Linked DNA regions of Mus musculus: regions 1 and 3 are each linked to region 2. A link is a loop called in an ENCODE intact Hi-C map of the cell type or tissue named here. Cell type or tissue: heart. All regions are shown on one strand.

What was found. Hi-C counts contacts between places; a loop is a spot of excess contacts. Peaks named below come from ENCODE experiments on the same cell type or tissue, not always from the same donor. Only the 100,000 strongest peaks of a DNase experiment are listed, where the experiment ranks them.
Region 1: a loop joins it to region 2, with 2.6 times the contacts of the local background. A loop is called at or near these places in 3 of 42 quality-filtered maps.
Region 3: a loop joins it to region 2, with 2.6 times the contacts of the local background. A loop is called at or near these places in 10 of 42 quality-filtered maps.

What each region holds. Positions count from the first base shown.
Region 1 is chr2:172,995,861-173,003,860 of GRCm38, forward strand. It overlaps Rae1 (ribonucleic acid export 1), which reads left to right and starts at 4,257. Exons shown (of 12, transcript NM_175112.5): 1 at 4,257-4,516; 2 at 6,799-6,893; 3 at 7,647-7,751. The coding sequence starts at 6,804. In heart, CTCF peaks have their summits at 593 (motif pointing left) and 3,911 (motif pointing right); DNase peaks (open chromatin) are centred at 561 and 4,241; H3K4me3 peaks cover 2,104 bases; H3K27ac peaks cover 2,635 bases.
Region 2 is chr2:172,546,298-172,554,297 of GRCm38, forward strand. It overlaps Tfap2c (transcription factor AP-2, gamma), which reads left to right and starts at 3,296. Exons shown (of 7, transcript NM_009335.2): 1 at 3,296-3,585; 2 at 5,110-5,592; 3 at 5,699-5,750; 4 at 7,119-7,335; 5 at 7,744-7,862. The coding sequence starts at 3,538. In heart, CTCF peaks have their summits at 1,020 and 4,317 (motif pointing right); a DNase peak (open chromatin) is centred at 3,254; H3K4me3 peaks cover 4,950 bases; H3K27ac peaks cover 1,863 bases; H3K27me3 peaks cover 7,598 bases.
Region 3 is chr2:172,754,681-172,762,680 of GRCm38, forward strand. No RefSeq gene overlaps it. Among named protein-coding and RNA genes, the nearest start is that of Gm36156, 95 kb to the left of the region's middle. In heart, a CTCF peak has its summit at 4,037 (motif pointing left); no DNase peak of the experiment used is centred here; H3K27me3 peaks cover 6,744 bases.

The DNA of each region.
Region 1 (8,000 bases), 450 kb after region 2:
AGCGTTACTGCACCACAGCTCTTCCCAACGGCAGCTGGCAACAGACATGCCCTCAAGGTACCCTGACCCATGTGCAAGAAGACAGGCCTGGAATCTGTTTATAGTTAGAGTGGGGAGGAACGAGGACCACAAAAGATGTTCAGAGAGTCTGGGTTTTTCCTTAAGGGCTCACAATGACCCTCACTTAAAAGGAGAACAAAAGCTGCATGTAACAGCCCACTTTCTGGGAGCTGAACTGTCATTATTACTGGTGATGCTAAGTGACTTCAGAAGTCATGATTTCATGCGAGGAGACAAACAGTGCATGTCCTCCAAACAGAGCAAATCCTCTTGGCCGTCCCTGTGGGCTTCTTTCAGGCCTCCTGGTTGACTGTTAGTGAGACAGGGATCTGTTGGGTGCTGCTGGAGAGATCAGACACTCTGAAAACTGTGCCACAAGTGCACATCAACAGAAACACTGGGGTGTCTGCAGAAGGTGGTGTGGAGCAACACTGACTTTGTCAGCAAGTGGGCTGCCCTCCCCACCCCCATGCACACCCCACAATTACAGCTACCTAAGACAAGTCAAGGCTGCCCTCTGCTGGCGAAAGCTTGCTGGGCACTCAAATCCTTACATTCTTTTGAGTAGTAATTTCCTTAAAATTATTTCCAAGTCACTTTGGGAAAGCGCAAGACTCCTAAAAGGAAAATGTGGGAGGCCGGGAAACCTCTGGTGAGCGCTTCTCAGGCCTCCTGAGCTAACTGGCTCCAGGTGCCCCGATCCCAAACCTCCACACTTGGCCTCCAAACTGCTTGCAAACCTTAAGTCAGCCTATGAGAAATTTCCAATAAAAGTGTCAAAATTAGGGGGCTGGAGAGATAGTTCAATGGCTAAAAGCAATGACTGCTCTTCCAGAGGTCCTGAGTACAAATCCCAGCAACCACATGGTGGCTCACAATCATCTATAATGGAGTCTGATGCAGGTGTACATGCAGATACTCATACAGGAAATAAAAACAAGTAAATAAAATATCAAAATTAAATATTGTTTAAGTTGAAAAATTAACTAGAACAAAAGTTTTGGTTTTTTGTTTTGTTTTGGTTTGGTTTGGTTTAGGTTTTGGTTTTTTGAGACAGGGTTTCTCTGTATAGCCCTGGCTGTCCTGGAACTCACTTTGTAGACCAGGCTGGCCTTGAACTCAGAAATCCACCTGCCTCTGCCTTCCGAGTGCTGGGATTAAAGGCATGTGCCACAATGCCCGGCTAGAACAAAAGTTATAAGCATACCCAGTGAGTTGGAAGAGAATTATAAACTGCAATACATCCTGAGTTTTCACCAATAAGGGTAATGTGATATTCACAGCCAAAATTTCAGTATTTTGATTCTTATGTGAGTTTTTACCCATACCGAGTGCATAGATGATTGATCTCCCTTTGGGATTTAGGCACAGGGAAGAGACAACACTGCCTCTCGTGTTGTCCAGGCTTTGGGGTTACCTTCACTTGCTGCCTCTGTGGAGGGGAACATGTTATAATCTGGTTTCCAGCTCACAGCCATGACAAGGATGGCAATAGCAATAGGGAAGACCCTAAAGGACCGTCGTGAGGATGAAGTGGGAGTACTCAGGGAAAGTCTACTTCTGCATAATACAGTTTAGAGAGGGTCCCAGAATGGGCGCTGCTGTGTTTGGTGTACTGATGTGACAGGCAGCTTGCAGCCAGGCCCTTATATCTCCTGAACAGAAGGGATTCCTGGCTGTATCTCAGAACTCTCTGGGAAAGTAGGAAAGAATAATTTCCTGAGTTCCACCCAAGACCTACTAAATTTGAGTCTTTTGAGTGCAGCCCAGGCATGAAGGTTTTTTTTAAAAGCTCTCTGACATTAACAGCCTTGCTGGAATTCATTGGTGGGGTCTTTGGTCCAAGAACCCTAGCTGAGAAGGTGGTAGAAATGTGGTTCCTCCAGCCTGCCCCAGACCTATCGGGTCTGCATTTCACATCACAGATCTAAAGCTCTTTGAGAGAAGGTCATGAGGACCCAGGACACATAAGCAGCCTCACGCGCTCGGTATTTTCTCAGTAACTGGCAGGCTCTGAGGACACTGGGGCAGGACCCACGGTTCATAGTCCGCAGTCTGTGAAACAAGGGGATGGAGGGGGTGGATGGTAACGAATGCTAAAGCTGGGGGGGAAAGATGACCTTTCTGCCCGACATGATCTCCCCGTGGCCTGCGAGGTTGATAACTATCTGAAGCTGGCTGCATAGGCTGCAACACCACCTGTCTTAGTTACAGTTGCCACTGCCGTGATTAACACCATAAGCAAAGCACGCTGGGGAGGAAAGGGTTTATTCTGCTTAGGCGTCTACATCACAGGTCATTAGCAAAGGAAGTCAGGGCAGGAACCTGGAGCAAGAGCTGATGCAGAGGCCATGGTGGGATGCTGCTTACTGGCTTGCTTTCTGTGGCTTGCTCAGCCTGCTTTCTTATAGAACCCAGGGATGGCCCCATCCACCATGGGTTGGGCCCTCCACCACTGATCACTAATTAAGGAATTGCTTTACTGTCTTGCGCACAGCCTAATCTTATGGAGGCATTTTCTTAACTGAGGTTCCCTCCTGTCAGATGACTTTAGCTTGTGTCAAGTTGGCATAAAACTATCCAGCACACCCCGCAGGACTATAATGCAGTGCTGCAAGGGCCATGGCCCTAAAGGGAACTGTGCTGTTTGCTGCTTGATGGTTGTGGCCGTTACTGTAAAGCCTCTTTGGTCACTGTCAGCTGCCCTCACTAAGGGTGTGCTGTGCTGGCTAGTTAATGAATTCTTTAGACAGGGATCACAAGGCTGGGGAGACAGAGGAATCAGTCTGGGCGGGTCCTGGGAAGGTCATAGTAACAATGCCCTGTGAAACCAACCTAAAGGAGCCCTCTACTCTGGACCCAACTCTTCCCCTGAGCCCCAACAGGAATAAACACGACGACGACAAACCAAACACTATGTACGCTAACTAAACCTTGTTATTTGACTTCTCAGGGGATGGGAGTAAGTAGATGATCACCAAGTGTCCTAGACAGGCCTGTTTCCTCTGTGTTGTACTGAGGTCCCTTAAGACAGGTAACCAGCGGCCAGTTTTTATTCCATTGTTCTGTAACCCTGTTCCTGCCTTACATTTTTAAAAATTGTTTTGGAGACAGAACATTTCTGTGTAGTTCTGATTGGCCTAGAACTCACAGAGACGCCCCCCCCCACCCCCTGCCTCTACCTCCTGCGTGCAGGGATTGGAAGGCCTGCCAAGTTGCCCAACAAGGAAACTAATTTTGTAGGGACCAATCACATTTTGTTCTTCCTCACTGACACTTGTCCTTTCTCTCTCTCTAAAACCGCTTTCCCTGATTGGTTCATTGGAACCCCCATTCTGGAATCTAGCTAACTATGTTGTCATTTTATCTGACACCTTAAACACTCTATGTGGAATGTTTCATAGAGCAGGACTTTTGTGTTTCAAACAGGCTTAATACTGACCTATTAGTACATGGGGCTCAGTAATTAAGTGTACTTGTTGCTCTTGAAGAGAGCCATGGTTCGGTTCCCAGTACCCACATGATGGTTCGACTATCTGTAACTCCTGTTCCAGGGGCTCCTACACAGTTTTCATGCCTCCCCAAGCATGTGGTGCATATACATACACACAGGGACAACATCCATGCACGGAAATAAATCTTAAACATCTCAGGGAGTAGGAACCATTCCCCTTATCATACCGCTCGGGATGTTCCAAGTAGGCAGCCTCTCAGAGGACAGTGCTAGATCTGAGCTGGGGAACTCTTTTTTTGTTTGTTTGTTTGTTTGTTTTTTGTTTTTACATGTATATGAGTATGTTGCCTGAAGAAGTTTAAGCACCACTGCGTGCAATGACCACAGAGACCAGAAGAGGGCGTCAGTTCTCCAAGAACTGGTGTTGGTTCTCTTGGACCTGTGAGCCGTCCAGTAGGTGTTGGGAATAGAATCTGGGTCTTCCCCAAGAAGCCACTGCTCTTGGCCGCTGAGCCATCTCTTCGGCTCCACGATCATCTTTAGACGTTTAAACAACAATCAATATAACGATACACACGCGAAAACAACGCCCTCTCTCAACTAGTTGCCTGGCAACTGCGCTGGCCGACTTTCCACAAACGCACAACTGCTGGCATAAACACTTCCTCTCGCCCTCAGCAGGGCTTCTGCGCATGTGCGCCCGCCTTGAGAGGGGCGGGACGCCGTGCTCTGACGCTTTCCGGGCAGTCCCGGAAGTGGCTCGTGGCGCGTGCGCGGTGCTTCTGTGGTAACGGGGCAGTTTCCACCGGCTTGAGGCGGACGACTCGGCGGTCTGGGGTCTCCCGGCTGCGCCCCCTCTGCCCCGCGCCAGAGCAGGTCCGTGGCTTCGGGCCCCGCCGCGTGCGTGTTCCTCAGGCGGCCGCCGCGCTCCCTCCGGGAAGCCCGGGCCCGCGTGAGGAGACCGAGCCCCTCTCTGCAGCCGGACCCCGTGCGCTCCGCTAGGTAGGCCGGGCCTCTCCGCGTGCGCACACCGCCCAGGCCACGGGGGTGAGGGGACGGTGGGGGACCGCGGCGTGCGCGGATGGGAGGGGCACGGCCGAGCCGGCGGGCGTGGTCGGACGCTTGGGAGCAGCCCGAGCTAACCCAGTCAGCCAGGAGAAAGGCCCCTGAGAGCTACGGGAGCTGGAGAGATGGCTGCGCTGCCTGCCAGAGGTCCGACCGCCTCTTCACCCCCGCTGCAGGGCACCCGGTACGCCCTTGCTCTTCTCACGTGCGCATGGTGATCTGAAACTAAGTCCTCAAGTAAATTGCACGGGAGAGGAGCGTGCGGATCCCAGCACACACTGGGGGTCGTTTCGTTTCCTAACTCCAGGATGGAGGAGTTAGTTTTTCCGGTGAAAATCAAGACTAACTCACGCTCCGGAGAAACATAGCCCTGGCTGCGTGTCTGTGCATCCCTCTCCCTGTACAGACAGGCTTGTAGTCCTCAGCCCCGAGAGTTGTCTCCCGAGCCGTCTTCTGAGACGTGAATGTGCACCTTATGGTGGCTCTGACACATCGTGGCTGTCTCGAAGGCAGCAGGAGTCAAATGCGCTCCCACAGTTCCTTGCAGTTTCCCTTTCCTTGTTATTTTAAGGAAGCGACCCTCATTAGGCTGTGGATTGCTCGGGCCTTAGCCTCGCTTTTGGAGAGGTGGCTGACTTGGTGGAAGTCTGGGTTTTAAGAATTTGCTTTTTAGTAACAGCTTGAAATGTGGCAAAAGCATATGGGAGTCTGGAGTCACAGTGCACAGATGGTTTCCTTGGCAACGACACAGTTGTCAATTACATTCAGTGTTAGACCGTGCAAATCCTTTTCTTTAAATGGGCTCTTTTGTAGACCAGGCTGTCCTCAGATTTCTGTACAGTCAGGGATGGCCTGCTCCTCCTGACCCTGCCTCCCAAGTGCAGAGATCACCTGTGCCAGCTCACCTGACTAACCCTAAACTTTCTCTGCCTGTTGTGTGTATGGCCATGCATGCGTGTCACAGTCCACATCTGGGCAGAGGACAACTTTGGAGTTCTCGCCTGCCTTTCTGTTGGTTCTGAGGGTCGAACTCGGGTTTCCAGGCTTGCACACCAAGTGTCTTTACTACCTGAGCCAACTCACCAGCCACAGAGGAGCCTGGAGAATGTGCACTGTTGTTTCAGGACAGCCGGAAGATGAGGCATGGCGAGGGACGGTAGGGCCCGGTAGACTGCCACGCTCAAGAAAGCAGTGCTGACTATCGATGGCTCCAAGTCTACACCGTCACACCAGACCTTCAGTACTCAGTGGGCCAAAGTAGATTGCTTTGGATTGTTCTTTTCTTTTTTGGTGTTTTGAGACGGGGTCTCTGTGTAGCCCTGGCTCTCTTGAAACTCACTCTGTAGACAAGGTTGGCCTCAACTCTCAGAGATCCGCCTGCCTCTGCCTCGCAAATGCTGGGATTTAAAGGCATGTGCCACCACTGCCTGGCATGAACTGCTTTTCTTAAAGCCCTGAGAAATTGTGGAACACCTGCCAGAACTGGTTGTTCTTTCTAGGTAACATCATGTAGACATTGACCTAAAATAGAGAGGAAGGGGGACCCTGGGCACAGGAGGCCCCTCTGCCCACTGCTGGGTGCCCAGTGTGCAGTTCTGACTCTGGAGAGTGATACCTCTTTCCTAGCTGCTGACTGAAGCACTGTAATATGTCTGCGTTGGTGCCCTAGTGCTAGCAAGGGCATCCTCCCTAGACAGTAAAGTAGATGTGGATGTAGGAAAGTCTTCCTTCATAGCTTCCAGAGGCTAACAATGCTCTAAAAATAATAGTGTGTGTGTGTGTGTGTGTGTGTGTGCGCGCACAGACACAGCCTCTGTGTGTGTGTGTGTGTGTGCACAGACACAGCCTCTGTGTAGCCCTGTCTGGCCTGGAATTCAGTATGTAGACCAGGCTGACCTCATCCTCAGATCTACCTGCCTTTGCCCAAGTGTTCTGATTATACTATGCTGGGCAGAGCGGCTTTTTTTCTTCCCCCTGAAACAGGGTTTCTCTGTATAGCCCTGGCTCTCCTGGAACTCACTTTGTAGACCAGGCTGGCCTCGAACTCAGAAATCTGCCTGCCTCTGAGAACGGCTCCTTTTATTAGGCATTCTGCTTGTGGAATATTTAAATCTCTTCTAAAGAGCAAGGCTGGCTTAGCACCACAGTGCTAGTTTCTACTGTGTACTTTGTACCTAAGAGGGGCCAGTCCTTAATGGTTTCCACTTTGTGTTTTCCAGCCAACATGAGTCTGTTTGGATCAACCTCTGGATTTGGGACTGGTGGGACCAGCATGTTTGGGAGCACAACCACAGATAACCACAATCCAATGAAGGTATCACCTGGACCCCCACAGGGCATGCAGAGAGCCAGGGAGCCTCATGTTGGGTGAAGAGAATCGGGTGGGGGTCTCTCTCACAAGATGAAGCTGAGGAACCCCGGCACACATAGCTCGTCCTCAGCAGAGCTGGTGTCCTGCCCTCACATGTCCTCATTACAACTGCCAAGCCACCTGAGAGAGCCGGAGCTTCCCAGGGCCAGCTTGCTGCATAATGTGGTGTGGCTCTCACAACAGACCTGGAGAATGTCCTGTTGTCTGTCTGTACCGCAGGAAAGCTAGGACTGGGGTAGGCGTGGGGCAGCTTGGCCAGACAGGTGGAGCAGGTGGGAGCCGCCTTGTGCAAATGCCGCCTTGGTGCCTTTCTTTTAGCACATGGTGAAGCCTGCAGCTCTAGTATTTTCCTTGACCTGTGTACTGCTCCTGTGTTTGATCAGAGTAAGGAAAGGTAAGATCCAGTTAGGTCTCAAGGCAGAGATGAGCTCGAGGTTCTGGATAGAAAGAGAGGTACCGCCGGGCGGTGGTGGCGCACGCCTTTAATCCCAGCACTCGGGAGGCAGAGGCAGAGGCAGGCAGATTTCTGAGTTCTAGGCCAGCCTGGTCTACAGAGTAAGTTACAGGACAGCTAGGGCTACACAGAGAAACCCTGTCTCAGAAAACCAAAAAAAATTAAAAAATAAAAATGTAAAACAAGAGAGGGATGCCTTATGGTGGTGATGTGTGCATTTAACCCTGGCCTTCCCTCCCCAGGATATCGAAGTGACATCTTCTCCTGATGACAGCATCGGTTGTCTGTCTTTCAGCCCGCCAACTTTACCAGGCAACTTCCTTATTGCAGGATCATGGGCGAATGATGTAAGTGCTTCTCAGGCAACTGCCATGCTGGCGAGCCTGCCTGCCCTTCAGCTCCACTCTGTCTGGGTGAACTGAGGCCAAGGCTTATGCAGTGTGTGGTCCTTTCAAAGACACAGTGTAGAAACTGCATCCTTCTGAATGGCAGCACCATAGCCGGGCACTGCCCACAGGTCCTCGTACCTGACTCACCTGCACTTTATGCTGCTTGTTAAGAACTTTTCTTGGCACCCAGGAACTGTTCTTCAGATG
Region 2 (8,000 bases):
TGGACAAAATGGGTCCCGGGGAGCCTGGTAAAGTCAAGGGTTCGAATTTCGTTTTACTTTGCCTGTTTGTAAAGAGTTGCCTAGTAGGAAGACCCAAAGGCTGGGAAACCGCTTCAGGCCCCTGCGGCCCTGAGCTAGACTCACTGAGCTGAGTGGGGCTGAGGTCCCTACATCTATGGGCCTACATTTATTCTGTTAGAAATTTTAAAAAATCGATGGGCATTATTTTGGAGCGCCCGAGGATTGTTATCAACAACACCTCTGCGCTTAGTTCTGGAAGCTCTTTGTGTTTTAAAAGGTATGTCTTTATTGTGCATGTGTTTAGAGTGTGTGCACACGCGCTGTGTGTATGGCCGTGGATAGGTACGCACTGTGTGTATGGCCGTGGATCTGTGGCGGGAGTAGGTTCTCTCTTCCTACCCTGTGTTTTTAAACTTGGCGGCAGGCGCCTCTATCCACGGAGCCATCCCTCCGGCTTTTGCCCAAAGTCCGGTGCTTGCCCATTCTAGGACAGGAGGGTGGGGCGTGGATGGACACCCTCCTCCAGAGATTTGTGGCAGAAACCGGTTTCTAGGGCCCTGCCCAACCCAGGCTGCTAGGTAGTTGACTGTAGTCCTTCATTGTCCCTAGGGGCGCGGAATAGAGTTCCCCACCCCACCCCCGGACGTGGCGCCGCACTTGCGAAGTGCTCGGGGTCCACCTTTTCTTAGGAGCCCTTTCCCTAAGGCCAAAAGAGGAGTCTTGCCGCCTGCACTTCAGTCCAGTTTTATAATAGAAAACTCCAAACTGACTTCTTTGGCCTTGGGTGGTGGCAGGATAGGAGACTGGAGACCCCAAGCCACATTGACAGACGCACCCTCGCGTGTTTCTTTGGAGGTGTCTCACATTTGGGCATTTAGGGTGCCGGTGAGCGCGCGCGCGCACACACACACTCACTCACACACACCTGGGCGGCTCCAGTCTCGTCCCAATGAGAGGGACCGACCTGCGTTGCCAGAGTGTGAGTGACTGCAGGCTCCCTAGGGGGCGGCAGAGCTGAGCCCCTGGCAGCCTTCCTTCCACTCCCATATCTCTGCACGGGGACCTTAGAGCAAGTTCTTAGTCCCGGGGACGGGGGGAATGGGAGGTGGGCAGGACACCTTACCCAGCCCTGGCTGCCAAGGGGTACAACCACACGGGTCAACGTCTTTCCGTGGGCGATGGTAGGAGATTGTTTGGAGCGCGGGAACCATCAGAGAAGCTGAGCTCTCAAGGAAGGCGGAAGCTTCCTGCACCTGGACTCTGTGTCCAGGTCCCGGCCCCCAAGCTGGGTGTGGATGGGACAGGGTCCTCCAGAGTCGAGGAAATCCTGTGTGCAACTGTCCTCTCCATCAAGCGCTGCGCTGTCGCTTTAGAGAGAATGAATAGCCTTGTCTAGCGGTTCCCAAGTCCCCAGACTCGGGGCGCGGGGGGGGGGGGGGGGGGCTGAGGAAAGGCGAATGCAGACCCTTCATGCCCTTCTGTCGTCCTCCCCCCTCCCCACTCGGCCGAAAGCTCCGGTGCAGAAAGCACTCGGTCCCCCTGGGCTTCTTGGATTATCGCTGAGGTGGGAAGAACAGGGAAAGCCTGGGGTAGGGTGAGCCGCACCGCCCCCCCTGGCCAGGAGAGGAGCGGAACCCCGCCAGACCTGTGACAGTTGCCTTCCAGAGAGAGCCTGGGACCTGGCGTTCCCAGTCCTGAGCTTGATGCGGGCAGCACCAGTTCTTTCTGGAGCAGGTGCCCTCTTCTCCCGCTAATTCCAGGGCCTCTGTTTTGGAGGCTCGGTCTGGATTGCCTGCCTTTTTAACTTAGCCGGAAAAGCCCCCTTGATTCCCGCGGTTTCAACTTCCTGGGTCTGTTAGGGTCAACTGGCCAGAAAGCTATTTTGCATGCGGCTATTCTCTAAGACCATGGGGGAACGGTTGGCTTGAACATCTATTTTAATTTTAGTTACTTTACTTCAGGCCTATCTGGGTCTAGGGAAATGCTTACAGACGAGGAGCAGGAAGAGAGCAAATTATTTTAGTCTGTGGATACGGGAGGCACGTTCCCAACAGGTCCTGGCCACTGGGCTGATGGGTATCAAGAATTGTGTAATTGGCTTCGGAATCAATCCGAAATAGTCCCTGCCTCCAATTCCACTGTTTGAAGCCAATCTCCATATACTGTTGGGACGGACTAACAAGATTAGCTCTCGAGAACTGTGGACTTTCTGTTTGGGATGAAAAAAATTAACTATAACAATTAGGCCAATTATTTTCGTTTCGTTGAATTAAAAAATAACACTGAGTATTGCTTTTTGGCTTGGACGGAAAATCTTGGGGTGCAGCAGCATTCTGTGGATAGAAGCTTTGCTTTCTGCCTCCCATGGGACGAGGTGTGCCCATATCTCAGGGCGACCTCCCTGTAGTCCCCCTCCCACTTTACAGCACCTCATTCCACGCGGCCCGTGGCGATGGAGGTTTATTCTGCCTGGAACCTCTTTTCCTGGGCGAGTAGAGGCTTCTGAAGAGCCGCCCGTGACAGCTGCAGAACCGGCGCTCCGCAGGGCTGGGCATCGCAGCAGGGATGGGCCTGGGCGGGGGAGCTCGGGTCTCCTCCAGCCACGGCCCGCAGCCAGATACAGCTTCGGGCTATAGCTGCAGCACGCGGTTGTCCGATTTATTCACAGCAGGTATTACCGTGAGTTTCCTCTTTGGAGCTGGGGGAGCGGACTCCTTCTCGGAATCCTTCCCCTCCCTTCCCTCAGTGGGCAGGTCAGTAAAGTACCCAGGGAGAGGGAAAGGGGGGGGGGGGCACTAGGGAACAGTGGGACTTTAGCTATTTCTCAGCCCAATCCTTAAATGTCTGTCGGAACAGCTGGGGCGAGGTGTCAGGGAACCCCAGGAGTTGAGACACCCTGGAATGGGGCGTCTTCAACTCTCAAGTGACATCCATTTTTTAGGAGGATGAAGGACGGTTCTTGAGGTGGGGAAATCCCAGCTGTCAGCTCTGCCAGTCTAAGGTGTGCAAGGGGGCTGGCAGGCAAAGGAAGCCACGTTTGGGCACCTCAGCTTGGCAGGTCTGCGGTTGTCAGAGACCGCCCACTGATGCCCCTGCGAGCCCCTCGCGACGCCTGGTCCTGCAACACGCTAGGCAGGGTGCGGGGCGGAGCTAGGCAGGGACTGGCTGGGGGCTGCCCCGCCCGGCGCCTGGGCCTCCGCGCGGCGCCGGCCCCCGGGGAGGAGTTATGATAATTTCCTTCCCATTAAGGCGTTCGGGTCCCCCGGCTATCGCCGGGACACACTGTGAGGGTGAGGCTTCTCCGGTCCACGGCTGCGGCCTCTACACACCCACGGCGACCACATCTCTGTGCACAGCCACCGATGCGCGTCCAGTGACTGGGACAGCAAGGCCGGCGCGCGCGGCGGGGGCGGCGGCAGACGCCTGGCCACCGTGACCCCGATTGTGGATTTACCGCTCGGGGGGTGGGGGGAGCCTGGATTTAACTGGCGACTATTTTGGGGGACGCCGGACGCCATGTTGTGGAAAATAACAGATAATGTCAAGTATGAAGAGGATTGCGAGGTGAGCGGGGGCTAGGGAACGTAGCCCCGCCGGCCCGAGCGGGGTCCCAGGGCTGCTGGCCAAGGCTGGGGACGTTTGCGCGGAGCCCTCGCCTTCGGGAGGGATGAGGGCCAGTCTTCGGCCATCTCCTGGGCCCCTTGTTGAATCTGGTCTTGTCTCTCGGGGACAAGGCCTGGCAAGAGCGTGGCAAACCCACCCGCAGAACTCAACTGTGGGTTCCTACGAAGCGCACGGCCCTCCTTTCCATTTTCCCCGAAGAGCGCCCTGTCTCCGGGTCTCAGACGTGGCTTTTTTCCCACGAAGTCTGTCCAGTGTCCACGGAAGCTTCCCTGCCAGCGACACCTTTGAGGAGTCTCCTCCAAGGAAGGCTTGTCACCTGCCCCGCTACCTCCTCGAGAAAGAAAAAAAAAAAAAGAAAGAAAGAAAAGAAAAGTCCAAACAACTGCAACCTGGTTTTCAAGAGAAGTGGGGGTTGGGGACTGTGGGGTGGGGGTGAAGCCAGATGGGGCCTTGAGCGCTCGCGAGTACTCTAGCCTGTCGGACAGGTTGAGCTAGAGTTTCGGAGAGTAGGAGGGAGGGAGGCGGCGAGCGGGAAGAGGAAGAAGATTCAGGCGGCGCGAGGCGAGCACCGGGGAACGTGGGGAGGAGAGGCCGGCGGCCAGGCTGCGGGAGCGCACCGCACCCGCACGACCTCGAGGGGCTGCCCCTGCGTGCATGCCCGGGCGGCTTCCGCTAGGGGGCGACAGTGCCCCGCTCCTGTGTCCCTGCTACCCTTCTGACCCCTGGGACTGATGAAGACACATCTTTTAGGAATTAAGTCTGACCGCCTTGGGGCGAGGGGACGTGCGCAGGCAAAGGTTGCCCAGTTTGGCAGAGTCTTTTCATTCCTTCTCTACACCGGGATGTGTGAGAACCTTGACCATGGCCGGGCTGGAAGACCTCACTTCCTAAGGCGCAGAAGGCACGGGCTTGGCTAGCAAGGATCACAGCTCCGATCCCGCGTGTCGGCTCCCGGTCTCTCCGGACGACATTACTATGAGGCCTTACCTGAGAGTGTCACTTCCGCGGCGCGGCCGCCTCTTAAGGGAGTGAGAGGGGGATGATCCTTGGGGCGGGGAAACGCGCCCTTCGTCGGCGTTGCGCATTATCCGCGCTATTTGCGCGCCGCAGCGACATGGGAGGAGGGTTGTTGAACGAGGGCGCTGTGCGCCGAGGTCGCCGCACGCCGAACCCCTGGGGCACGGGTAACCGGACTGTGGCGCGGAACGCGCTCTTGGCACCTCCAAGCGACGCAGCGCGGGAACCTTCGCCAGAGGGCTCGAAGGATTCGTCCCCTCAGGTCTTAGACCGATAGGCTCACAACGAAGTCCGGGGAGCTCATTGTCCCCGGGGGCTCTCGGGCTCTGGGGCGGATCGAGACGGGTGGTGTGAGCTTGGTGGGGCGCATAGGTGCCCCTCTCCTGGCTTGCTTGTTCGCTGTAGCAGGGTTTCGTACTAACCGGGTCTCTCCTGTTTCTCTCCCAGGATCGCCACGACTCGAGCAGTAATGGCAACCCTCGCATCCCTCACCTCTCCTCTCCGGGACAACATCTCTACAGTCCCGCGCCGCCTCTCTCGCACACCGGGGTTGCAGAGTACCAGCCGCCTCCTTACTTCCCGCCGCCTTACCAGCAGCTGGCATACTCGCAGTCCGCCGACCATTACTCGCATCTGGGAGAGGCTTACGCTGCCGCCATGAACCCCCTGCACCAGCCTGCGGCCACCGGCAGCCAGCAACAGGCCTGGCCGGGTCGACAGAGTCAGGAGGGCTCTAGCCTGGCCTCGCACCACAGCCGCTCTGCAAGTCTAATACCCCATATTTCAGGGCTGGAGGGGGGCTCGGTGAGCGCCCGGCGGGAAGTCTACCGCCGGTCCGACCTGCTGCTGCCTCACGCGCACGCCCTGGAAGCCGGCCTGGCTGAGAACCTGGGGCTGCACGAGATGGCTCACCCCATAGAGGAGGTGCAGGTGAGCAGCGGGGGCGGGAGGCTGGGGGTGGGGTGGGGGTTCTACCTTACCCTCCAGCCTTTCCACCTTCCTCCAAACTTAAAAGAAATTGTCATTTCCCCCCCAGAATGTGGACGACGCGCACTTGCTCCTACACGATCAGACTGTCATTCGCAAAGGTAAACACTGACTCTTTCCGCTTGTGTCTAACACGTGGCTCTGACCAGTGAAGTTGCCCCTTTTCTGCAAAGGCTGGGGTATTAAGTGGCCAACACGGCTCACGTAGTGGAGAAGACCACGCTTGAACGAAAGTCAGTTCCTGGCCTGAACGAAAAGAACTCTCAGGAGCTGTGATTTTTAAAAGATTGGGTTTTTTTTTGTTGTTGTTGTTTTTTGGGTTTTTTTTTTTTTTGTTAGTGGCCATATTTTTTTGAATCAAATGTTTCAGTCTGTAACTCAGAGTGGCCTTGAATTCCTTGTAAGCCTCCTGGCTCAACCTCCCTAGTGCTGGCATTACAGGTGGGAAATACAATTTAACTTAAAAACGGGGGTGGGGGGGAGATACAAATAGTACCTTAGTTTTCTTATTCTGTAACAATTTTTATTCTTCAACAAACTGACCTAATTTTACTTTTTAGAGGTACATTTATTGTGGGGGTCAACATCTAACCTGCTGACGTCGGTTTTCACTGTCCACTATGTGGGTTCCAGAGATTGAACTTGGGTGTCAGGCTTGGCGGCAAGCACCTTTCCCTGCTGAGCCTTCCTTCTTGCCGGCATAAAAGAGATTTTACTTCTTCTGTGGAAGACAGTTATAGGAGAGGCTCTTAATTCTGACACTACTTAATAGGTTTCTCCTAGTATGCTGCCTTATTAAGGACAGACCTCGGGTTTATAGGAGGGAGGGATTGGGGAAATCGGATTACAGTGAGTGGGTGGCTCTTGATTAAGTTACACTGACAGGGTTACCAGTCTTTTTGAGGGGAAATGGAATCGTTCTAAATTACAGGCGGTTATGGTCTTGAGACTGTGAGCTCTATTAGTGGATTGGGAGAGGTTTGGAGAGGAAAACCTGAAAGGAAACAGTTTCTGAGTAGACCTAAGCAGATCTGGCTAATCTGTATTTCTGAATTCCCTGGTGTCAGCTGCACTGAAGGGTCTGGCGATGATCTCCCGTGGCTTCAGTTCATCTTGGAGGGGGAGGGGGAGGATGCCGTTTATTTCGTATTGAAGCGGTTTTTCTGAAAGCAAATGCTTTAATTAAACAGATTACCATGGTGGCCTGGAACAGAGAGAGAGAGAGAGAGAGAGGGAGAGGGAGGGAGGAGAGAGAGAAACAACTCTTCATGGAATCTTAACTAATTAAGGTCTGGAGGTGTTAACTCATGATTCCAGACTCCAGTCTTTAAAGCAAGGATACGGCTTTTAAAAGGACTTGCAAGAAGCAAGGAGTTTTCTGGAGGCAGACCTCAGCTTTGGTTTGCCCTTTTGTAAAGGTCTCTCTGCCCCATCCGTTTCTAATGGCGAACCTATTCTGTCCCCTACAGGACCCATTTCGATGACCAAGAACCCTTTGGGGCTCCCTTGCCAGAAGGACCTGGTGGGAGTGGTCATGAACCCCAGTGAGGTCTTCTGCTCGGTCCCTGGAAGACTGTCCCTGCTCAGCTCCACGTCGAAGTACAAAGTAACTGTGGCTGAGGTACAGAGGCGACTGTCACCACCGGAATGCCTAAACGCCTCGCTCCTGGGAGGTGTGCTCAGAAGGTGACACTTGTTCAGGGCCCCCTGGGGGTTGGGTAGTTGAAGGTGACTATGTACGAGGGCCTGGAGGTATTTTTAACATTTATGTAACTTTTATATCTTAACGCTGAATTCTAATCTGTGTTAAGAGAGCTTTTTAGTGCGTATCTTCTTCTTGAAAGTGCCAAATGCAGAATGTGCTAAAACAGCAGTAACAGGTTATCATTTGGTTGGGATTAAGAGGCAGCAGCTGCATGGAGGGGGGGGGCTTCTAGTGTTTGGTCCCCCCAGGGAGTTTACTGCTGCAGTCATGAGTGAAGATTTTTCTGCACCCCTACTAGAGGATTCTGAGATTGGTGGGGGTGGGGGTCTGGTTTGTTTGTTTGTTCGTTTGATTGTTTTGCAAGTCGCTAACTTTCCCTCTCCATGCAGAGCAAAGTCCAAAAATGGAGGCCGGTCCTTGAGGGAGAAGTTGGACAAAATTGGATTGAACCTTCCGGCCGGGAGACGGAAAGCTGCCCACGTCACTCTCCTCACGTCTCTCGTGGAAGGTCCGTGCGGTTTGTCACTCAGAAAGCCATGTTACCAAAGCTTTCACTATTCAGGACCTATGAGGTCACGGGGGAGTTGGCAAAACTTTCCCATGACGTGAGCTAGCTTTTGAAAGATTCGGTCCATCAAGGATGGGC
Region 3 (8,000 bases), 210 kb after region 2:
TCCGCATTTTCCAGGGAATTACGTTTAATACATGATTTTTAATGGCTTGCAGGTGTCCAGGGTTCCATGTCTGGACATTTAGTTGTATCCATTTCCTGATACTATAATATCTGGTGAATATCCTTAAACACATATCTTTGTTCATCCCCCAAATTACTTTTTTTTTTTTTTTTGAGATAGGGTCTGACTGTATAGCGTTGGCAGTTCAGGAATTCACTTTGTAGACCAGACTGGCTTTGAACTCACAGAGATCTGCCTGCTTCTACCTCCCAAGTGTTGCCATTAAAACCACCACTCGGCTCCCAGAATTTGCTGCGTTAGGGTATGATGTGGTGCACAGATAGCGTGGGGGTCTCAGCGTGGCTGTAAACACCAGCAGCTTATCCAGGGTGTCTGAGGGCTCTGTTTGCTTCCTTCCTTGATAATTCTAGTTTTAAATATTTTTTATTTTTATGGTTTATTTCTTTTTATTTGGAGGGAGGCTCACATAGACCCCAGCATGTGTGTGGAGGCCAGAGGACAATTTGTGGGAGTTGCCTCTCTCCTTCCATCATGAGCACTCTGGGAACCGAACTCAGATTCTCAGGCTTGGCAGCAAGCCCCTTTAGCAGCTGAGCCATCTCACTGACCCCTGTAGCATACATTCTCTCTCCAGCCAACTTGCTCTATCGTTTCTGTCTTTTTCCCTCCCCACCTTGATCTCTTCTTGCTTATTCAAAGAAGGGTTGGCCTGGGCATGTAGTTAGTTCAGTAGTAGAACCCTTGCCTGGCACTCACAAAGCCCAGGGTTCGAATCCAGCCAGCTCCACAAATAAAATGAAGCAGTGTTGGCTGCAAAGGTTTTCCAGCCACCCACTTGGGGTGCTGCTCTTGTTGCTGGGTCTCTCCTTAGAGATGCCCAGGAGGTCAGACAGAGGGGGAGATGAGGCTGTCCTGATGTCTTCAGGAAGAACAGGCCTTCTGTGAACAGTTTAGCATTTCTGAAACCCCACGACCCATCCCCCACCTAGAGGGCGAAGCTTGTTCTGCCCAGCACCTAACAGGTCGGGCAGACCAACTAGCTCATAAATGTTCCTCAGTAGCACTTAGCAAAGCTCTCACCTGATGCTGCCCTACTGTACAGGATTAGGGGTGAGGGGAGGGGCGGTGAGAGAGAGGCTCCTGGCCCAGACCTTGGGTGGAGTTCACTCAGGAGGCTCACAGGCCTCACAGGCATCATGCAACAGAGGAAGCCTGTGTGCACAGATAACTCCGCACTGCTCAAAAGAGTCTGCTGCAGGCTGGACTCAGCTTCAAGGGGATAGAAGAGAAAGGGAAATAAAAACAAAACGGAAAACATAAGGCACCGGTCGTCCGTCCTCAGCAGACTACAGTCCCCGTGCTTCCATCCCAAGGAGATATATGGGTATGTTTCTAGGTCTGGTCACCTACCACCACCACCCTGCTGGGACTGCAATAAGATCCTCGATCCCCCAAGGCCTTCCATCTTTCAGGTTTACAGTTCTCCACTGGAACAAACTGGCTGGCACCCCGTATCCTGGCCTCAGCATGGAGCTCCTAGATGTACTCTGGAGGCACACTGCTCAGGGCTGCATCTGAAGGGCCAGTAGGGGCTTCTGATTCCAAAACCCTTAACCCTTCACTACCCCTCACACCGTTGCCCAGCTACCTGCCCTCCCCTGAGACACGGGCAAATTGAAATGGCTGACTCCTTATCATCAGAAACAGCGCCCCCCTCCCAAGTGTTCGGCCAGATTTAAAAGGCTGAGAAGGCAGCCCTGGTTTGAACAGAAGTGAGCCCTGCCACCACTGAGGGAATAAAGCCATGGGAACATGGTTCCTAGAAGCCTGGGACTGTCCTCATGCCCAGCCTCTGTGGGCCACACAGACAGCACCCCCCCTGGAGCCAGCCTGGGCCTCCCCAGTTCCCCGTCGGCTGAGGATAAAACGGGAATAATACTACTAATGATGGCAAATACTTGAGACATCGGGTTTCTTTTCAGAACACTCCCACGGGCTCAGCTGGCTGAGAAGGCCAGCTCTTTCAAGGCTGGAAACGAGGCTTTGAGCGTGCCAAGGGCTCTGTGCCTGTGTGCTGGGCAAAGCTGAGGGCTGGCTGCATTTAGCGTGAGCTCTAAAGCACCTCCTCTGGTTTCCAGGATTTGCAGAAATGCCAGCTTCAAGGGACAGCTCAGACTTTAGGGAGTCACCCTCAGATACAGGGGAGAGCTAGTCTCTAGGCAGCTATGACCAGGACTGGCAGAAACAGGAACGCCTAAGCTGTCGTTCCAGCACACACTTCCTCCTCACCAGGCTCTGGGCAGGGACTATAGACCCCTCACTGAGATGTCACCCTAGGGAAATGCAGTCACCCAGGACCTCCATCTACATGCTGCAGAAGATAACGTGCCAGAGACACCCATTTGTCGCCTGTCTCTTCTGTGTAGTTCACCATGGGCAGCCTCCTTATTATGCAGTAATGGAATCCTCCTTAGGGGGTCCTTGGAGTAGCCTTCGTCTTCCGACACTAGAACCAGAGGCAGGGGTGGGGCTGCAGTGTTTCCTGGTGTGTTAACTATCAGGATTCAATTTGTCTTGTGACAAAGAAGAGGGAGTCTGTTTGAAAAGGTGACCCCCCACCCCCACCCATAGGATGACCACTGCCCAGGCGTGAGACTGGGACCAGAGACCCCTGAGAGTGTGTGCAGGGGTTGGGGGTGGGGAGCTTTGAAATCTGGATCTGTGACTCAGGTAACTTTGGCTCCTCCCCCGCCTGGGGCGGGAACTCAGTAGTTCCCAAATGTGATCAGATCTGAATTCTCAGGGCTGGATGGGGAGCCTCTCCAGCCTCTGTGTTTCTGTCTTCCTTAGAGCTTGCCCTTGATTTCCTGGGTCCTTCATTCTCTAACCAGAAGGCAGGCGGCTGACAGACTGAATGGAACCCCAGGACCTGTCTGTAAGCTGTATGGATGGCTATGTATTGATGAGCCAATTAATGACAGAAAAGGGCTGAGTCCCGAGAATCTGCTTCCTTCAGTGGTGACTTGGTCATCGTGCACCAACCATTATCAGCACTTTCTCAATCTGAGGGCGTGACAGACAGTGGGCCAAGGGGCTTATGGGAAACAAGCTGCATGCTTCTCTCTTGTAGGACAAGCTGGATGGCCAGCATTATCTAGGATGTTGCCACAGTGCTCTGGGGTGCTAATCTAATGGCACACTGAAAAACAAGTGTTCCATGCCAGGGACTTAACCCACCAGACCAATCTGTTACCCTGAGCCTTCCACATCCATCAGACCCCAGAGCTACTTACTGTTTTCACTGTCCCCATTTCGCAGATGAGAAAACGAAGGCTCTGAGATGCTGCTGCCTTGCTCAGCTGCACCCCTGGCTGTGGCTGGAGTTCTCTTTAAATGACAGTTGCATCTGAAACCTACTGTTCCCAATTGTCCCCAACTGTCTCCACAAACCCAGAGTTTCTGCTAGAAGGAATGAAATCCCACAGGAAGTCCTGAGTTCCTGATGCAGAGGCTGCCTGGCCTTCCCGAAGGTTTAGTCTGTTGGCTTACTGTCACTTATTTTGAGACAAGGTCTCCCACTGAAAGCACAATTCCCAGAAGTGTAGATTGCCCCCGCCCCCCTCCAGCAAGCCCCTGAGATGTTCTTGTCTCTACCCCATACCTCAGAGCTGAGATTAGAGGCATACTCTGGTTTCCATGTCAGAGCCTGGGATCCACACTCAGGTTCTCGAGCTTAGGGAAAAGGATTTTCCCTGCAGAGCAACTCCCCAGCCCTGGTTTTCTTTGCACATTTGCAGAATGACCTGAAGGGACGTGTGAAAAGTCGACTTTGTCTTTAATTTCTAAGGCTCTCAGCCTCCAATGGGAGACCTGTGTCCTCTCCCACTTGTGGGAGACCCAGCAAAGCCATCCCATTCCAAGATGTGAATGGACCTTGGAGCCACTCCCCACCCCCACCACTCCCAAGCACAGCCATTCAGTGCCTCTCCCTGGGCAGGGGAACGCTGCCCTCTTCTGGTCCAAGCGGACAGGCACGGCCAAGGCCAGCCTCCAGCACTTCATGAGCCGCCTGCAGTAGGTGGAAAGATTGCCTTCTTCCCTCAAATGGATTCACAGGGCCCCTGCAGGCAGAAAGTTCATCCGACCATTGCACAATTCTAGGTGCTGCAGGGTACGGGCTGTTTGCGGCAGAGAGGCCCTAAGAGTTTGGGTTTGAGGAGACTAAACTGAGCCAGCCTCCGGAGCTGGCCCAATATGTCTGGGAGGCAGGATGGGGAGGTAGGAGGACTCCCACCCCAGCTAGAAGGTGAGGTAGGGCACTTTCTTGGTGCTCCCTGCCCAATTTTAGAAGCTCTCATCTGTGCTCAGGAACTCGGCAGGAGCACCCAGCTGTCTGGTCCAGGTCTCTTCTTTGAGAAGCTGCGTGAGACAGGACATCTTGGCCCAGCCTGCTTCCGCTCCTCCCCACTGCAGAGTAGAGTGGCTTTTCTGACTGGCTTCCAGGGAGCCTGTCTGAAGGGCAGCTGTGAGGAGCGGAGGGAGAGAAAGTGGCGTAGGGCTTCCCTGGGACTTGTGACCCTGATTTGGCTTGAGCTAAAGCCAGAAAGTGCTTGCCTGAGAAATCCAGGTCCTACCTCCCAAAGATCAGATAGACACCAACGTGGGTTGGAGCACCAAAGGTCCCATGGGACTGGGGTAAGAACATGCGAGCTGACAGGCCGAACGACATGGTGGGGAAGGGCATGGGGAACAGACATGGGGATCTGGAGGGAAAGGGCCATGCGATCCGGTCGTGTCTGTTCTCCTCAGCTCTGATGTGGCTACGCAGCCACTGTCCTCAACCCAGGACCATAGTCTGTCCACCCACTCCCTCCACCTGTGTCTGTGCCAGCAGCCTGTGAGTGCCATGCACCAGGCACATGGCCCCTAGGAGGCCATCCTGGTGCCAGCCAGGCCCAGCACAGCAGGGCCCAGCAATCTTTGTGGATGGTCGTGGGAATGCGGCCAGGGGTCAGGAGAGATGTGGCCTGCCACTTTAGGCTCTTCCTCCAGTGGGCCTGATGGCCAGTTTCAAGAGCAAGACAAATAATAGGCTTGTAGGTCTAGCCTGAGGACATTGTACCCAATGACAACCCCTGTCATTTCCCTCCCTGAGGAGATGGAGTGACATGTTGGCCCCCAGAGGTGAGGAGCCAAGGGGCTCCAGGATATAACCTAACTGGGCCCCCTATTTGGCATCAAAACATCCCACATATGATCATCCCAAGGAAACTAAGGATTATCGCCAGATGATTATAGCCAGATATCTAAGCTTTGGTCACAGATGTCAAAACTCTGCTTCTGTGTTCCTGGCACACTGGAGGTGGGGCTACAGGGGGCATAGGTTTCATAGGAGTAACCAAGTCCCTGTCCCCATAGGTCTTCCAGTCCTCAGGGGACACAGGAAGCCCAAAATCCTTGTGTCAGAAGTCAATCAGAAGTACTGGGACCGAGTGAACCCTGGGCCCAAGGGCCTCTGGGAACTGAGATGTGACTCTAAAACCAGGAATGAGGAAAAGGGTGAGCAGCCTCGGTGACGTGTGCGCAAACGGTATGTGCAAAGGTCCTGAGGCTAATTCTGGGGGAATATTTACTTTTCTGACGGAGGCAGACAGTGATACCGATCCTCCCTTGTGCTCTGGGGTGATGCTGAGATGTCATCTTCCATCCCTCCAGGGAACTCCAATCCTACGGAACTGCCAAAATGGTCCCTGCAGCCATCTCCTTCCAGACCCCTGACCTGTGGGAAACGGGCTTTTATTTGGCAATGTGACACACTCATATAAGAACCAGTGTGAAAAGGCTGAAGTCAACCGGCCAGGGATGAGCTGTCCTGTGTCTGTCTGTAAGTTCCGGTGTAACTGAAAGCTCTGTCTGTGCCCCATTATATACCACAGGGGTCAGAGGAAGCCCGTGAGGGGGCATCCCTATCCTGACCCCATCCCTGCACTGACTGCCCCCCTACCTCCCCAGAGAGACCAAGCAGGGCGATACCCAGGGAGCTAACAGGGATCAAGTTCTCTCTGGCTTTGCATCTCCTGGCTCATAGGCCGTGCAGCTCAGTGTTCAGCCTCCTGGGGTCACTTGCTTGTGTCCCAGTGACTCATCAGAAATACCTGGTCGTCAGGAGACTCCCAGGTAGAGAGAGCTAGCAAGAAGCCTTTGCAGGCTGAGAGTCTCTCAGCAGGGCTCTGTCTGGCCTAATTACCCTGGGACAGTCCCTCCCAAGCAGAGAAACTTCTATAATTCAGGTAATAAAATACCTCTTTGAATTTCCTCTAAGCCCATAGTGATTATGACAATAAAACACGCAGTCCTCGGTGGAGACTTTCACCACAATGGCTCCAGGCCTGAGGTTAATAAATGGTAATTAGTCGCCTCAGCGGCAGCCCTTTACGAAGCTCCCAACATGGAAACTGAGGCAAAATGAGGTCAAGGACCTGGCCTGAGGTTATAGCTTCTCATACTGCACCCCCAACTCCAGCCCTGCCAGGAGGCTCTGGACAGTCAACCCCTGCCACGCCCATCACCTTGCATGGGGTCCTTGGATGAGCAGGTCAGACCCCAGCTGGACATGGGTACTGATTTGTGGTAAGACTATATGATACAACGCAGAGCCTGGAACCGTGATGTGTGCCTGTAACCCCAGCACTTGGGAGCCTGAGGCAGGAGGAGGAGGAGTTTGAGGTCTGCCTAAACTACATAGCTGGACCCTATCTCAAACCTGTCACTGACCCCGAGGCTCTGCAGGGCAGGGACTGAGCTGGGTGGGCTTCCACCTCCTCTGCTTCTCCTCAGCACCCAGTCTGCGTGATAGTCCTTGCTTACTGAGAGCTGGTTACTCTTGTCCTCGAAGACCTCAGAAGTGGCAAGCCTCGAGGGCCATTTGGAAGCTAATCCTGACGCCCCCGAGTCCCCAGCCAGGAGGAGCAGAGGCAGGCATCAAATGCCATAGACCTCCCAACTTACAGGTGACAGCATCCACCTTGTGGCTGCCTTAGCTGCAGCTGAAACCTTGGCTGCTGTCAGAATCCAGATTTGGGGGGCTAGCGATGTGCACAGAAGGGGCCAGTGGCTCTCCAGGAAGCCTCAGACCTTCACCACCAGACTAGACTCTGAGGCACCCAGCCCTGTGAACTGGACAGCTTCTAGGTCCTCCATTTATCCAGCATGCAGACAGACAGACTTCCAGGACAGCATCATACAAGCCAATCAAGTAACTCCCCAGCTGCAGCATGCATCCACTCAGTCTTCTGAAGAGCCCTGACTCAGAACCCTCAGTGGTACTGACACACAGTAGACCTACGAGAGGCAAGCAAGAGCATATCGCCGGGACAGTTGGTGTGATAACACAGATGCAGACACTAACAAGCAGGTAGCATATACAGTGGGGATACTCTGGGACCGTAGAATGACCCAGGTGTTAGCCTTGGTTCTCAGCCTGACTTGTTCTGGAATCAACTATGAGATAAACCTCTGAGCACTCCATGGGAGGAGCAGCGGATGAGTGCACAGTAGGTACAGCCTGCCGGGCTGGGCTGGACCCACTCTCCACACAACATGTCCACCTGCTCAGATGAGGGCCTATGAGGACCTAGAAAAGCCTCACCCCAGAGACTGGAAACATGGAAACACACTCAGGGGTAGGACCTCTTTGGGGATCACTGCTAACTGCAGGATTGCAAGACATGATTTTATTTTTTCTTAAAAACTGAAATTACAGGTTGGGGATTTAGCTCAGTGGTAGAGTGCTTGCCTAGCAAGCACAAGGTCCTGGGTTTGGTCCTCAGCTCTGGAAAAAACAAAAAACAAAAAACTGAAATTACAATGGGGGCGTTGGATGGGGTAGCGTGCATGCCTTTAATTCTAGCATGAGAGGCAGAGGCAGGTGGATCTCTATAAGTTCTAGGCTTGCACGGTCTACAAATTGAGTTCCAGGA